Regions from separate parts of the Homo sapiens genome. Here region 2 is linked to region 1. The links are chromatin contacts, found by Hi-C or POLR2A ChIA-PET in ENCODE. All regions are on one chromosome and are shown on one strand. Each heading gives the region's core, a stretch centred on a gene start or an enhancer-like site at or near the end of the contact. The rest is flanking DNA. Distances are from core to core; before and after follow the strand shown.

The links. A loop is a pair of places that touch in the nucleus more often than their neighbours do. ChIA-PET counts read pairs that join two places held with the same protein, here RNA polymerase II (POLR2A). Pooled maps may share reads with other maps.
Region 2: a loop to region 1 is called in a map of OCI-LY7, with 9 times the contacts of the local background. The contact joins the enhancer-like site here to the promoter of MAP2K6 in region 1. A Hi-C loop is called at or near these places in 1 of 168 maps with a recorded cell type or tissue (OCI-LY7) and 6 of 50 pooled maps. POLR2A ChIA-PET finds 5 or more read pairs at or near these places in 2 of 52 experiments (OCI-LY7 and Panc1).

Annotation. Positions count from the first base shown.
Region 1 is chr17:69,410,424-69,417,662 of GRCh38, forward strand. MAP2K6 (mitogen-activated protein kinase kinase 6) reads left to right here and starts at 4,274. Exons shown (of 12, transcript NM_002758.4): 1 at 4,274-4,577. The coding sequence starts at 4,562.
Region 2 is chr17:69,573,081-69,580,319 of GRCh38, forward strand. No RefSeq gene overlaps it. Among named protein-coding and RNA genes, the nearest start is that of LINC01483, 17 kb to the right of the region's middle. Within about 2 kb of position 4,216, at least 2 of the 41 ENCODE cell types and tissues checked have a DNase peak (open chromatin) inside an H3K27ac peak, as active enhancers do; they include OCI-LY7, where a contact is called at or near this core.

The DNA of each region.
Region 1 (7,239 bases), core at 3,024-5,523:
AGGAACTAGGAAGAAAATGGAAAAGTCTTGCTAGACAGAGAGCATGTACCAGGCTGAGGGCGGCGGCTCACGCCTGCAATCCCAGCACTTTGCGAGGCTGAGGGGGGTGGATCACTTGAGGTCAGGAGTTAAAGACCAGCCTGGCCAACATGGTGAAACCCTTTCTCTACTAAAAATACAAAAATTAGCTGGATGTGGTGGTGCACACCTGTAATCCCAGCTACTCAGGAGGTTGAGGCAGGAGAATTGCTTGAACCTGGGAGGTGGAGGTTGCAGTGAGCAAAGATCATGCCATTGCAACAGAGCAAGACTGTCTCAAAAAAAAAAAAAAAAAAAAAGAGAGAGAGAGCGAGCATGAGAGCATGTACCTAATGGCAAGGAGTGAGAAAAGCTGCCTTCTCCTGACTCTAATGTCAACATACGATGAGAAATGAAGCTGGAGATAAAGCAGGGCCCAGGTCTTGAGGAACCAATTATACCATGCCATGGAGTTTGGAATAGATCCTGAGTATATTTAGAAACTGAGAGGAGAGTGCATCTGACTTGCATTTTAGAAAGATCTGAAGTACAGAAAATTACAAAGATTGGTGCCTGTAATCCCAGCACTTTTGGAGGCTGAGGCAGAAGGATTGCTTGAAGCCAGGACTTTGAGACCAGCCTGGGCAACGCAGCAACTCTGTCTCTACAATAAAAAATAACAAAAATTAGCTGGGCATGGTAGCTCACGCTTGCAGTCCCAGCTACTTGGGAGACTGAGGTGGGAGGATCTCTTGAGCCCAGGAGTTTGAGGCTACAGTGACCTATATGATCAGGCCACTGCACTCCAGCTTGGAAGACAAAGCAAGACCCTTGTCCCTAAAAACAAACAAACAAACATAGCTGGGCTTGGTGGCATGCACCTATAATCCCTGCTACTCTGGAGGTTGAGGTGGGAGAATCTGGGAGGTGGAGGCTGCAGTGAGCTGAGATCATGACACTGCACTCCAGGCTGGGCGACAGAGTGAGACTCTGTCTCAAAAAATTAAAAAAAAAAATAAAAACAAACAAACAATTAAAAAGATGGGGGAGGCCAGGCGCGGTGGTTCACGTCTGTAATCCCAACACTTTGCAAAGCCAAGGTGGGTGGATCACTTGGGGTCAGGAGTTTGAGACCCCCTGACCAACACGGTGAAACACTGTCTCTATTACAAATGCAAAAATTAGCTGGGTGTTGTGGTGAGCTCCTGTAACATCAGCCATTCGGGAGGCTAAGGCAGGAGAATCGCTTGAACCTGAGGGGTGGAGGTTGCAGGGAGCCGAGATTGCGCCACTGCACTACAGCCTGGGTGACAGAGCGAGGACTCATCTCAAAAAAAAAAAAAAAAAAAAAAAAAAAAAAGATGGGGGATTTAAAACAGAAGCATGGGCCACCTGAAGATGAACACTTGATGTGCATATAAAAGGAGACACCTGCCAGAATTCACTCCTGCCTTCTTACGCCACAATGGGGAGGATTCTCCTCCTAGTACCAATGATACCACGAAGACTGGCAGGAAGAAGAGCACAGGTACCTCCTCTTCCACCACCCACGTATGTGGGAGAGGAAACTTTTGAACACCAAGGCAGGAAGAAGAACTTTTTCTTCTGGGAACCAAGACTTCACAGAGAGGTTGAGTTCCCTGTCATCCCAATTTCCTACTTGAAATTCAGGATACATTTTTCCCAGAAAGAAATATGATACAAAATTTTGCTATTTTTAAACGGATGATTCAGCCAATTTATGGATGAGAGGTGTTTTGTGTATGCATGTGTGCTTGTGTGTGTATATTAGCTGCTGAACATATTGTTGGTGCTATGGGAAAATGAATTGCAGATTGACTTTCAAGCTACAATCCATTTGCCAGCTGTGGACTCCGCACGCCTATGCAGAGAAAGTAAGAGCAGTAATGACAGTGGCAAAATGCACCAGACAAGTTGTGATTAGAACTCTTCCATAAAGAAGGGAGTCTGGGGCTACTTAAGAGCAATGCAGCTGACCACATAAAATGCAAATTGAAGCAAGCTCTAGGTGGCTGTTCAGGCCCTGCCTGGGCTAAGCCAGTTTACAGAAAGCTCCAGCAGCTATCCCAGGGCCTGGCTCCATCAGTGTTTGGGAAAGTGAACTAGATTTTCACACGTGTCTCCTGGTTAAATGAGACTTAGGAAACCATGCTGGTTTGAGGGGGTGCTGAGCTTGTGTGTATACGATAGGAGGGAAGGGACAACATGGATTAGCCTAGAAGGACAATAAAAGAGTTAGAAAGTCCTTGCACCTGTGTTCACAGACCAGCAATGCCTTCCTCTTAGGGGCAGAAGCTAATATGGAGATTAGATTGCCTTCACTAATTGTCAAGAATGTCAGTAAAGGGGACCAACTTAAGTAAATTAATGTTAGTCTCACAACCTATTGCATATTTAAGATTTGATTTGCTGGTTTGCAGCTGAAATAAGACGGCTTCCTTCCCTCTAATGCATCCCTTATGCAGATGGTCCTGGCTTCCAGCATCCTAAATACAATTCCAATAGTTTTCATTAGTAATCATCAAATCTAGCTGAATCTTCTTTCAAAGTGCCTCTTTTTGCCTTTCACTACTGACCTAACCTATCTCTAGCCTCTCCCAGTTCCAACCCACCTTGATTGCTGAGGGCAAATTTACTTTCTTAAAACAATGCTTGGATTAAGTTACGCCCCTTTGCAAGACCCTTTCACCTCCCCGCAAGTACCTGCAGAATAAAGTCCAAACCTCTAGCCCACCTTTTAAGGCCCTGTGGAGTCCTCACCTGTAAATCTCCCCCGCCCTCACCACTCCTGCACACAAGGCAACAAGGTCTCCTTGGCAGCTTCTGAGTAAGGTTGTCCTTATTTCTGCCACAGTGCTTTGTCCACACCTCCTTGAATTCCTCAATTCCTCCCTCTGTCTTAAAAGAACATTTCTGAGTCTGTCTGCTCCATGAAGTATAAGTCCGAGCTCATTTTTGCCCATGCCCTGCTCACTCCTCTCCATTCCTTGCAGTGAATTGTGCTAAGCATCTCTGGCTTCCTTGTGAAAAAGGTGATGCCGTTCTCCATCAGGGTGCTGTGTACCCACTATGTGTGAGCGGTACAGAATGAATGAACATCCCAGGGCCCTAGAAAGGCGCCTGGCACATCCTGGACACTCAACAAGTATCTTTTAATTTTAATGAATAAATTCAAGATATTCGACTGTATTCATTTTCCACCCACTTTCCCCCTAGGCCAGGGACTCTCCTCCCAGGTGAGAAAAAATCATCTAGATACCTTAATTTTGATAAAGTTAGCGTTGATGTATAAAAAGCAGAACTTCCTCTGTAACCCTGTGAGAAATGAGAAGCCTCCAATCTTCTTCCCCACACCTACCCCCTACTGAGTTTCGGGTTCCTTGGAAATAACTGACCTGGATTGTTTCTGACAAAATAAAACTTTGCATCTTCTCCACAGAGCAAAGGTAACCTTACCTCCAGCCAACCCAATCATCCATACATTTTTCTTACTAGAAAAAATGTTTTTAAAAATGGAGGTGTGGCCGGGCGCGGTGGCTCACGCCTGTAATCCCAGCACTTTGGGAGGCCGAGGTGGGCGGATCATAAGGTCAGGAGTTCGAGACCAGCCTGGCTAAATGTTGACACCCCGTCTCTACTAAAAATTAGCCGGGCGTGGTGGCGCATACCTGTAATCCCAGCTACTTGGGAGGCTAAGGCAGGAGAATTGCTTGAACCCGGGAGGCGGAGGTTGCAGTGAGCAGAGATCGCGCCACTGCACTCCAGCCTGGGCGACAGAGCGAGACTCCCTCTCGGGAAAAAAACAACAACAACAACAACAAAAAAACCCCCAAACAAACAAAAAACGGAGGTGTGAGGGTAAAACGTCTACAGGCAAGAACAGCACAACAGGTGCTGAGCTGCAAAATCAACACACTAAACTCCCAAACAGACCTTCTCGACAAGCCAAAAGCTCTTTAGCTAACCTAATATTCTTTAGCTGTTGTTTCAGAGGCTTTTCGAGAACAAAACTGCCGCCCCGTCTTGGCCTTGCCGCTTTTCACCCATCACTCTACTGAGTGTGTGTCTGACTTGTTTATCTGGACGCAATCTTTGTCGCACCCAGTTATCTCGCTCAGCGACCGGGGCGACCACGTTTCCTTAAATCAGAGCCCCGTGGACTCCGCCGGAGAACTACATTACCCAGCGGCCTTCGCGCCCTTCGCAGGAAGGACGTCTGCGCACTAAGATACTCAGTTCCAAGTTTGGAGCTTTTAGCTGCCAGCCCTGGCCCATCATGTAGCTGCAGCACAGCCTTCCCTAACGTTGCAACTGGGGGAAAAATCACTTTCCAGTCTGTTTTGCAAGGTGTGCATTTCCATCTTGATTCCCTGAAAGTCCATCTGCTGCATCGGTCAAGAGAAACTCCACTTGCATGAAGATTGCACGCCTGCAGCTTGCATCTTTGTTGCAAAACTAGCTACAGAAGAGAAGCAAGGCAAAGTCTTTTGTGCTCCCCTCCCCCATCAAAGGAAAGGGGAAAATGTCTCAGTCGAAAGGTAAGAGGCTGTTTGCATTAGTTGCAAAAATGCAAAGGGTTGTGCATGCATTTATGAATGCATGGATGCAATTTTCGCCTGGCGAGTGCATTTTTAAGTTTGAGGTTTTCCACAGCTCAGTTGCATTTCCTGTTTAGTATGTGTCTTTTTTTGCAGACACAGAGAGTTCCTGTAAGGCAGGGCTTGCAGTTCAGCTGTGCATTGACGTTATTTGCATTCTTCTGCTAGGATTACTGAGCTCTTTTTGCCTTTTGCACAGTCAGGAGAGACAGAGCAGGTTGGTAGCGTCTAAATGTGCAAGGCTTTATATAATTGTAAAATTCTTTACTATGCACAGATATTGTAAGTAATTTTGTATGCAACAGGAATAGAAACTTTTAAAAACTCTATAGGTGAAGATGAAAGGTAAAACTTGAGTTAAACTACTAGGAAATTAATGTAATCTTATATTCTTTGGGGGAAATAGACCGTTGCGGTGCCAGTATTTAGCTAAATTTCCATTGATATCGCCTTGAACATTAGGTAACTTTTGATTTTTAAAGGAAGTAAAGGTGAAGGGTGAATAACAGCATATCACAAAAAAGCAGACGAGTCTTGCTCTTCTGAGATTTTGCACTTTACACCAATTGCTTATTGGCTCGCAAAATTTAGAAGCAGCAGTGAAGACCTAATGTTTTATGTCTGCCCATTTGGGGGATGCTTTGCATCTTGGGGGAAAATATTGGGGGTAAAACTGTACTTTTAAGCATTACAGTAGTGTGAAGGGACTGCACTGTTTCATTGACAAGCATAATGAAATATTTTAAGTGTGTAACTGCGTGTATTTAGTCAGCTGTAATAGGTTGGAAGTTCACGTTATGGTTGTTTTCTTTATGTTCTTTTATTTTCTTTTCTTAATTTTTGTTTTTAAACACAGTTGTATTTTGCAGGCTTAATGTCACCCTGGGAAGGGGATTTAAAAAATTCCTGATATGACATCAAAGAGCAGACTAGGTGCTGTCAGGTGCCCCTGGGACCCCAAGTCACTTGTTTCAGAACAATTGTTTCTTTACCATAGAGAAAGCATATGCCATATGAGAAGTATGGGATGATGAAGAGAGGTGTTAGATACTATTGAATTAGGCTACCCGGGGCACTCTTTGAGTAAGACATGGTGAAATTAAAGGGTCTAACAAGCTTTTTGCTACTTTTTTGGGAGGGAGTGTGGGGAGTTGTTGCACCGCTTTTTAATTCTACCTGATGGGAGTCATATATCTCAGCAGCCCAAGAAGGAAGTAGTAATCTCAAGCATTCAAAGTAGCACTCTGCTTTTCTTTGAGTATTAGGGGAGAATGGAAATCTGAAAAGTTAAGAGTGCTGAAGAACCTAGGAATTGACATATCAGGTGGAGATGTTCCTCAAGTGGGGAAAACCTAAAAATCTCCTTATTGAGTAGAGAAATAATAGTTCAGAAGAGGCAGTCCATGCTTTGATGTATTAAAGAGATGGCATTTAGTTACTTTGTATTTGGTAAACATTCGCTCATTCATTCAATTCAGTTTAATATATGTGTAATATATTGTGATATGCATGTATATACATATGTATGTGTGTATATATATGCATGTATATGTATGTATTGTGTGTGTATGTGTGCACATGATTTAGGGACACACAAAAATATTTAAAATGAAGTTTTTCCTTCGGGTTGGTGAAAACAAGAATGTAAGGAAATCATTATAATACAAGATAATAGGACAGGTATTGAAGAGAAATGGTGCTATTGGAGTTTAAAAATGGAAGTGATTTATCTATTTGGGGGATAGTCAGGAAGGTTTATGAAGAGGGTGGTGTTTACTGTGATCTTATCTTTGGACTTTAGGGTCTAAACTAAATCAGGCTCCTTTTTGCATATTTTTGGGCTCACTATGAACGTGGCTCCCTCTTAGTAGAGCCAGTTTTTGAGTTGAGAAGCCAAAGGAGATATTAGCACTGCACTCTTCCCTATGGATGTGTTTACAATGGATCAGGTACTGGTGGTCCTTCAAATCAATTCCCATTTACCCAGATGAGTTTTCTTAATTGGATTCTGCTTGGAAAGTACATCTGGAATGAACATGGGGTTCTTGTCCGAAAGGAAAATTATTGGTAGAAAGAAGTGGGTGATCATTTTAGAAATGGCAAAAGAGCCAGCCGCCTTGGCCTGGACTTTAAATGTGGAATTGGCCTTATTCAGCTACGCTATTCTCAAATGGCCAAAATACTTTTTGCAGTACCAAACTTCTTTTTTAATATTCTAACCCAAGAAATGGGAGGAAAAGTGAAAAGTGGATACAATCTCATAGTATTGAAGAATTTAACAATATGTTCAATTCAAGGACCTTTACGAACTTTCTAGATCACTATAATTCGGTTTAACAGACCTCTAATTTAAGGCACAGCAGAGGCAAAGGAATTACAGACTCTCTGGAAGCTGGAAGGACTGGGTTACTGCTCTACAGCCTTACCAACAGTGAGATTCCGAGAAAGAATTTCTTAAAAAGAAATTTTGTTTTCCACAGTTGTAACTTTAGGTGGTATGCTTTTCAGCTTGTTTATATTAGCTGTCTGGGGTTGAGTTGACATTTTTCAAATATTAAAGCAGTAGAATGCCTTTTGAGGAAATCTGAAATGTAAGTTAACA
Region 2 (7,239 bases), core at 2,966-5,465, 160 kb after region 1:
TGTCCCCTTTCTTCCTCCCCTCTTCCCTCCCCTCCCTCCCCTCTCCTCTCCTCCACGTCCCTCCCTCTCTTTCCCGTTTTCTTTCTTATTTCTTCCTCTACTCCCTCTTCCTCCTCCTTTAAGAAATGACATAATTTAAGACACTGCTGCAGATGATTTAAAACATATATTTACCTTCCTTTTTTGGATATGACCTAAAAGGAAAAAGTGATGTAAAGGAAGAAAACGACAGGTTAGAATAACTCCTCCTCCTCCTCTTCTGGTTATAAAGATTGGTCTCCAGTAGCATAATATGAAGGGAGCTGGAGATGATCTGCTCAGTGTCAGGGTGGTGTTATGTGCTTGTCTGAAAAATGAAAAGATGATTTAATCTTGTGTATGTGTTTTAACAGGATTAACTTCATGACCCCATGGAGAAGGGGTAGAGTAAGGATCTCACACCAGTGGCCTAAGGAAGTACAATTATGGAAACTGGAGGGTGTGTGCTAACTACCAACCAGTCCGGAACTTCAGTTGTGTTCATAAGGGTCCACACAACAACCTTCACCCTTGCCCAGGCTGTAAACCTCATCTGGGTTATTCTGACTCTCCATCCTGAAGTTATTTTTCTTCCCCAGTGCAGTTGAGAACTCTTTCATCAGGTCAGCAGGGAAAGGCATACGAAGCAGGATAATCTGGAAATGTGCTGGGAGAACTCTTTTTGTCCATGAGCTAAACATACCTTAATAACCTTGCCTTTAAAACAACAAACAAACAAGTAAAAAGCATACATAAGAACCAGAAACAAAATATTAACAATGACAATAACCAAACTAAACAAAAACAAAAACTATCTTGTACTGCTCCGGGTTGCAGGTTTTTAACATAACTAAGAAATTGTTATTAAAATAAAAGATATTCATTGGGAAAATGTAGATAAGCAAGTAGAAAAAGATGAAACACAGTCTTAGCATTCAGAAATAACTCTGGTTATATTTTTTGGGTTTAGACTCTCAAAGTGTGTGTGTGTGTGTGTCTTTCTCTCCTACACACAACCAATACAAATATAAATTTACCAAAATGAAAACATATTTGCTCTTATTACTCTTAATAAGCATACTCATTCTTTAATAACTGCAAAATATGTGATCATATGAGTGTACTATAGTGAATGTAACTGGCTATTACTACTGTGTATGTAAGATGTCTTGCATTTTTTCTTTCTTATAAATTGCTTTATAAAAATTGTTCTTGTAGCCAAGTGTTTGTGACGTTACAAATGTTTACTTAGGATAAATTCCTAGAAGCAGGATTTCTATGTTAGAGGTTAAGGACATTCTGAAAGCTTTTGTTGTTAAGTAATGCGAAGACACCAAGAGGTCTCACCCACACATTCTTTTGTCAGCAGTATATGAGATGCCTAGATTCTCACTACTCCTGAGGGTAATCATTGAAGTTAAAGGAAATACTTAAAAGTGGATTTTTGAAGAGGAATGACTAGGCAGTTTAATTCTGCCTTTTGGAACATTCAGACTTTATTGCCAGACCAGTCTTTTTCGGGAATTCACTTGTTACCAAATGACTTAGAGTCACACTGAAGGCTGAAGCCTATAAAAGGGGTCACACCGATGGTATTGTTCATTCATTTATAAGAAAGATCACGTCTTTCTTGCTTTATTCAAAGGAGCGGAAGCTGGCTTGCTTCCAGCTGGGATATCCTGATTGGAAGTCAACTCGGACAGTCAGCTTTGCTCCTTCCTTACCATCCTCTTAGTGCAAGTTCCTCAAAGAAGACTGATGTGTACACAGTCTGGTTTGCACATATACAATGCATCAAACACATGATCTGCTTTGCTCATCCTGTGTGGCTTTGGGGTCCAAGGGGAGGGGAGAGGAAAGAGGCTGAGAAAATGGGCATTTCTTCCTGGTAAGTCCATATCAAAGATCAGTGTTTGGCTCACCAACAGCTGCTACACTAATTATTCATCTTAATAACAATGAGTAACGATGTTTAAAAATCCCGAGTGCCTATCAACACTACATTTAGTGCTATACAATATGCTTAGCTCAAAGTCCTCATTGGACATTTTATAATAGCCTTTAAAATAATACTTACATTTTCAAAGCCCTTTACCGTGGATGAAGTGTTTTCATATTGATAAGTGAATGTACGATGGGTGGTCAGATTTGGTGGTATTTCATGCTTTTTACCTGTGTTTGAATAGTGCTCAATTTCAGGCCTTCTGACTATTCCTTCTGTTTCATGTCTACTGTTTAAATCCTTACTTAAAAAAAACCAATGATGGGCTCAAATCTCTTATCGTATTTCTTAATGGGATGGGATAAAATGAAGGATGTGGTTAGCTGTGATGACACATTTAAATAAATAGAAAAAATAGAAAAGTCAATCATGTGGCAAGATATGCTTTCACTTAGTGCCTTGTCCCCTGGAAGTCAACATGAAAAAGTGCTCTGGGTCTTGGATTAGAAAAAGCCCCAAACATCTTTCATGCATGGCTGGAAGTGTAAGACTCGTTATCCTGGCTCTAATCCAGTGCAAAGGGGAATTTCAAGAGCTGGTTCACATATTTGTAATTTTCCAGTTTTGAGCATACACTTCCTATCCTGGCCATTTGTGCTTTCTGGGGGAAGCCAGCAAATTGCTTGTGCAGAGGGAAAATGCTTCTTGATATCTTAAAACCGTAAAGTGCTGTGGGATATTTTTGGATAAAGAGTTGAGGGAGATCATTAATTTTGTAACCACTGTGTTGTCATTAGCACAGTTCTAGGCTTACAATGTTTTATTAGTGTGGTTTGCATGATTAGTTTACTTGGAGAATTATTATAAATTATTGATGCTATCATTCTGCTGTGGGGAAGCCTAGCGAACTGGAGGAAATAAAAAAGGCATAGATTTTGTTGTTGTTGTTTTTAATCCTAGTTTATGAGCTGCAGTACTCACTAAAGTGCTTTGGAAATCTACTAAAAAGTTTGTTAATTCAGGAAAAAAGATACTGGTTCAGAGGACCACCAGAGGAAGCTTCAGGGAGCAGAGGGGCTCCGGAAGGTCTTTAAGCAGGAAAATAGTACTATGAGCAACAAACTACCTTGTTTGATTGAAATGGAGCATTTTCTAAGAAGTTGAAAGGCAATGGGGTCAAAAAGATAAAACTTTTTGTCATTTAGCTAAAAAGTTTAAGAGTAGCTTTCAAGGGCCAGGCGTGGTGGCTCACGCCTATAATCCCAGCACTTTGACAGGCCAAGGCGGGCAGATCACAAGGTCAGGAGATTGAGACCATCCTGGCTAACACGGTAAAACCCCGTCTCTACTAAAAATACAAAAAAAAAAAAAAAAAAAAATCAGCCGGGCATGGTGGCGGGTGCCTGTAGTCCCAGCTACTCGGGAGGCTGAGTCAGGAGAATGGCGTGAACCTGGTAGGTGGAGCTTGCAGTGAGCCGAGATCGTGCCACTGCATTCCAGCCTGGGTGACAAGAGCGAGACTACGCCTCAAATAAAATAAAATAAAATAAAATAAAATAAAATAAAATAAAATAAAATAAAATAAAATAACTTTCAAGAAGCCAGAGCTAAGTGCTAGGAGAAATCTCCCAAGAAGATGGACACAGGTGATGTATCCTACATAGTAAGCCACATGGCCCATCATGGCTGCTTGCTGCATGAGAGGCTGCCCTTCTTGCAACTAAACATGACGACCATGACTGGCCAGAACCCTTGCTGGAGGAAGGAGAGAAGAGCAGAAGGCATTTACATAAAAGATACATCAACACTTCTCATTGTGAAAATATAAAAATAAACCCAAAGCCCTTGTTGGTGGCCGACCCTCAATCCTGGCACTGTTGCTGGATTGACTTATCCTTCTAGATGAGCTATGCTCTTTTGTGATTTGGGCTTTCTGTAAATGGTATCCCACTGCACACCCAAACATAAACGTGCTTGTAACATGTCAAGTATCTCTTGAAGCTCTTTCTGTATAAGTATACTCAGAACCACTTTTAATTTTAAACTGCAGATTGCATGTTATAGTAGGATGTACTCTATATATGTGGTCATTCTCCTGTAAATAGACAGTTAGGTTTTTCTGATGCTGCCTGCCAGATGAGAACAATGTTGTGGGTTCCAGGTGTTTAATGTCAGTTATTTTCTACCCAGTCAGGTGAAGAAGTGATATTCCGCGAATGTCTAAGGTTGGCTGGCCAGCAGAGTTTGGACGGTTGAACACACTTTTTGGTTCTGCCTCTGCATGGGTAAGCGCGTAAGACCCGTGTTGTTGCTTCTACTTAGCCTTAGAGGAAAATGTCTTAACTACAGTGTTGAGGGAACTATGTTCCCATCAGGGGACACCTGCATTTATTCCATAGGACAGTTACGTTATGTTAATATTTTTCTGATTTTCCTCTCCTTTCTGTAAGGGTAAAGGAAAAAAAACTTTTAACCTATGTTTTAGACTTCAGTGAGAACCCTCTCCTATATTCATACTTTCATTACTTTTCAGTAGATTCATAGAAACATCTATGTAGACTTAACAGTTTGGCCATTAGCTTATGGTAAAGCTTAGGACATATTCTTCCTAGCCTAAATGTGAGTATTCATTTGTGATTTAAATGACTGTGTTGCCTTTTTGTTTTGTGACTTAGACAGGGCTGATACCGGTTATGGGATGTGTGTATTATCCTAGCTCCCATAAAAGGGGCTGATTTTCCTACTAAAATCATTAAAGAAGCAAAACCTATTATGGGAAATAATGATTAGATCACAACATCCTCGATAAATAGAGAACTGGCTAGTTAAAATGACCTAGTTAAAAATGTTAATTTTGTTCATGGGTTTTAAAGTTTTATATTCCTGTTTAGCAGGAAGGGAGAATTTATTTAGGACTGAATGGAAGCTATTACAGGTGGTATTATTATTATAGAGTAACCCATGAAGAAGGATATTTTGTTTAAGCCTTCAATATCATACAATATTAAGTATTTCATAAACAATAAAAATAATCTTTTCTCTGTTGACTTTGGTTACTGATACTATTTGAAATAGAATAATGGGTTCAGTTCAGGATATCTGAGAGCAAAGATTACAAGGGAAAATTGCTGAAGATAAACCCCCCTCTCCTGCAATCTCTAAGGGCAGAGTTTATCTTGTCTGGTCTAACTCATCTGGGAATTTCAGACCTCTGAAAAAGTTCTGTTTGGAGTGAATGATTGGCCTTGAATTTTGACCTTTATAACAGAGATAACTTGGATTTTTTGGGAAATTTGATGATGATGTATAGTGAATTTTCTTATCTGGGAAAGATGAGTTTTTGAAGTGTTGTTATGGAATGGGTCTTTCTGGAAGAGTCTAGTTTTGATTCAAGCTAGCTTCCCAAATGCTGCTTGAAATCATAACATCTTGGAGAATGCTTGTACTGCTCTTAAGTAGGCAGGGGATCTTTGCTTATTCCCTGGCAGCGATGTATGGCATTTCCAGTTACTCAGGCTTAGGAAATAGAGCAGTTTTCTCCCGCAGGACTCAACTCTGCACTCTGCAAAAGAATGGCCTCTTTAGGGTACTTTGGATTTATTGTGCTAGTTTAAGCAAGGGGCACTTGACTGGGTATGATTTACTTTGTGTTTACAAGAGAAAAACAAATAAACAAACTTCCGTCTCTATTAGGTAATTGACAAATGTTTATGGAGTGTTTACTGTGCACTTTCAATTGTGCCATGCCCTTTTGGGGACATAAAAATAAATTATCGGAAGTTTCTGAATTACTTTCCCCCCAAACACCATTCTCTTCTCTAGGCAGGACTTTCCATTTAACTGTACCTAAAAATCCCAAGTCAGATAATTTTTGAGATTGTGTCTGCCTTCCCAGAAACATCAGCACATCTGGAGCTGTGGCCTTGGGGTTGCTTGAATTTGACTCCTTGCCCATTCTTCATGTCTGTGTTCTGGACCCCTTGCAGGTCAGCTTTTTGTTTTGTTCCTGTCTACTGCTGGCCTCTTCAGACCTTGCACTTGTCCATATGTCTGCTCCTGTCTGTTCCAAGTCAGGTTTCCAGCTTCACTGTCATTGGATTCAATTCCTATCAGCTACTGGGTCTGCTCCTGTCTTGGCCTTGCTTTGGTGACCCCCGTTCTACTCTTGGGCTCTAGATTCTCTTCCTTCTTTTAGCTCACAGCTTGGTGTTGAGCCATGGTTTATACCCATCATGACTTTATCCAGCTGTTTTCAAGGGGAGGCTGGGCAAGAGGATGTGTATGCCTTGGTGAAAAAGTATTACCTCTTTAGGGAAACTGGTTATACTGTCCAGGATACCTGTGGAAACACATCCGTGACATTAGTTGTGGCAATAGCATGGCGGTGAGGAGCACATTCTGGAATTAGGTAACCTTGATTCTCTGTCCTTTGCCTCCCATCTGTGTAGCTTTGTAGGGGTTATTAATCCTCTGTTTCCTTGTATGTAAAATTTGAACATGACAAATTTCACAGGGTTGTTGTGAGCTAGAAGATGCATAGGATATCCTTAGCATATAATAAATGCTCAGTAAATAATAGCTATTGCTTTCACTATAAATGTCTGGGGAATTGCAAGTAGCTTGGAGTTATTATTGCATGCTTTAATAACGTGGAAGTTATGCTACAAGCTTTGGTTAGTCTTTCTAATTTATTACAACTGATATATATTAGGTATTTTCTATGAGCAAAGGGTTATGTCAAGCACTTTCCAGGATGTAAAGTATAGAATATGATTTCCCTTGAAAGAGGTTGCAATTTATTAGGAAACAAACAAAACAATTTTATTAAGAGGCCAAATGTGATAGATGGTGCAAGGGAGATGCCAAGTCTAGTGGGAGCAGAAGGAAAGAATGGGGTGTCTAATGACTCAGAGAACTGGAAAGCGCTCCGTCAAGTAGAGGACATCTGAACTGGACCTTGAAGGATGTGAGTATTTCTGAAGACAAAGAAGGGAGATGTAGGAATTTGAGTAGGCAGATATTGAGGTAAGAAGGCATATTTAGGGTAAAGTAACCTTGAGCAGGCAGATATTGAGGTAAGAGGAAATATTTGGGGAAAGTGGTCTTACAGTGTTATTTAAATTGGGGATCTTTGTAAATGTACAATTGGAGACCATTGTATGAATGATCTCAAATGTCAAATGTCATGGCCAACAAATTTAGACTTTATTCTATGGCAAGTGGAGAGTGTTGAGCAGCAGAGTGTTATAATCAGGTCACATTTAAGGAAAGATTGGCTG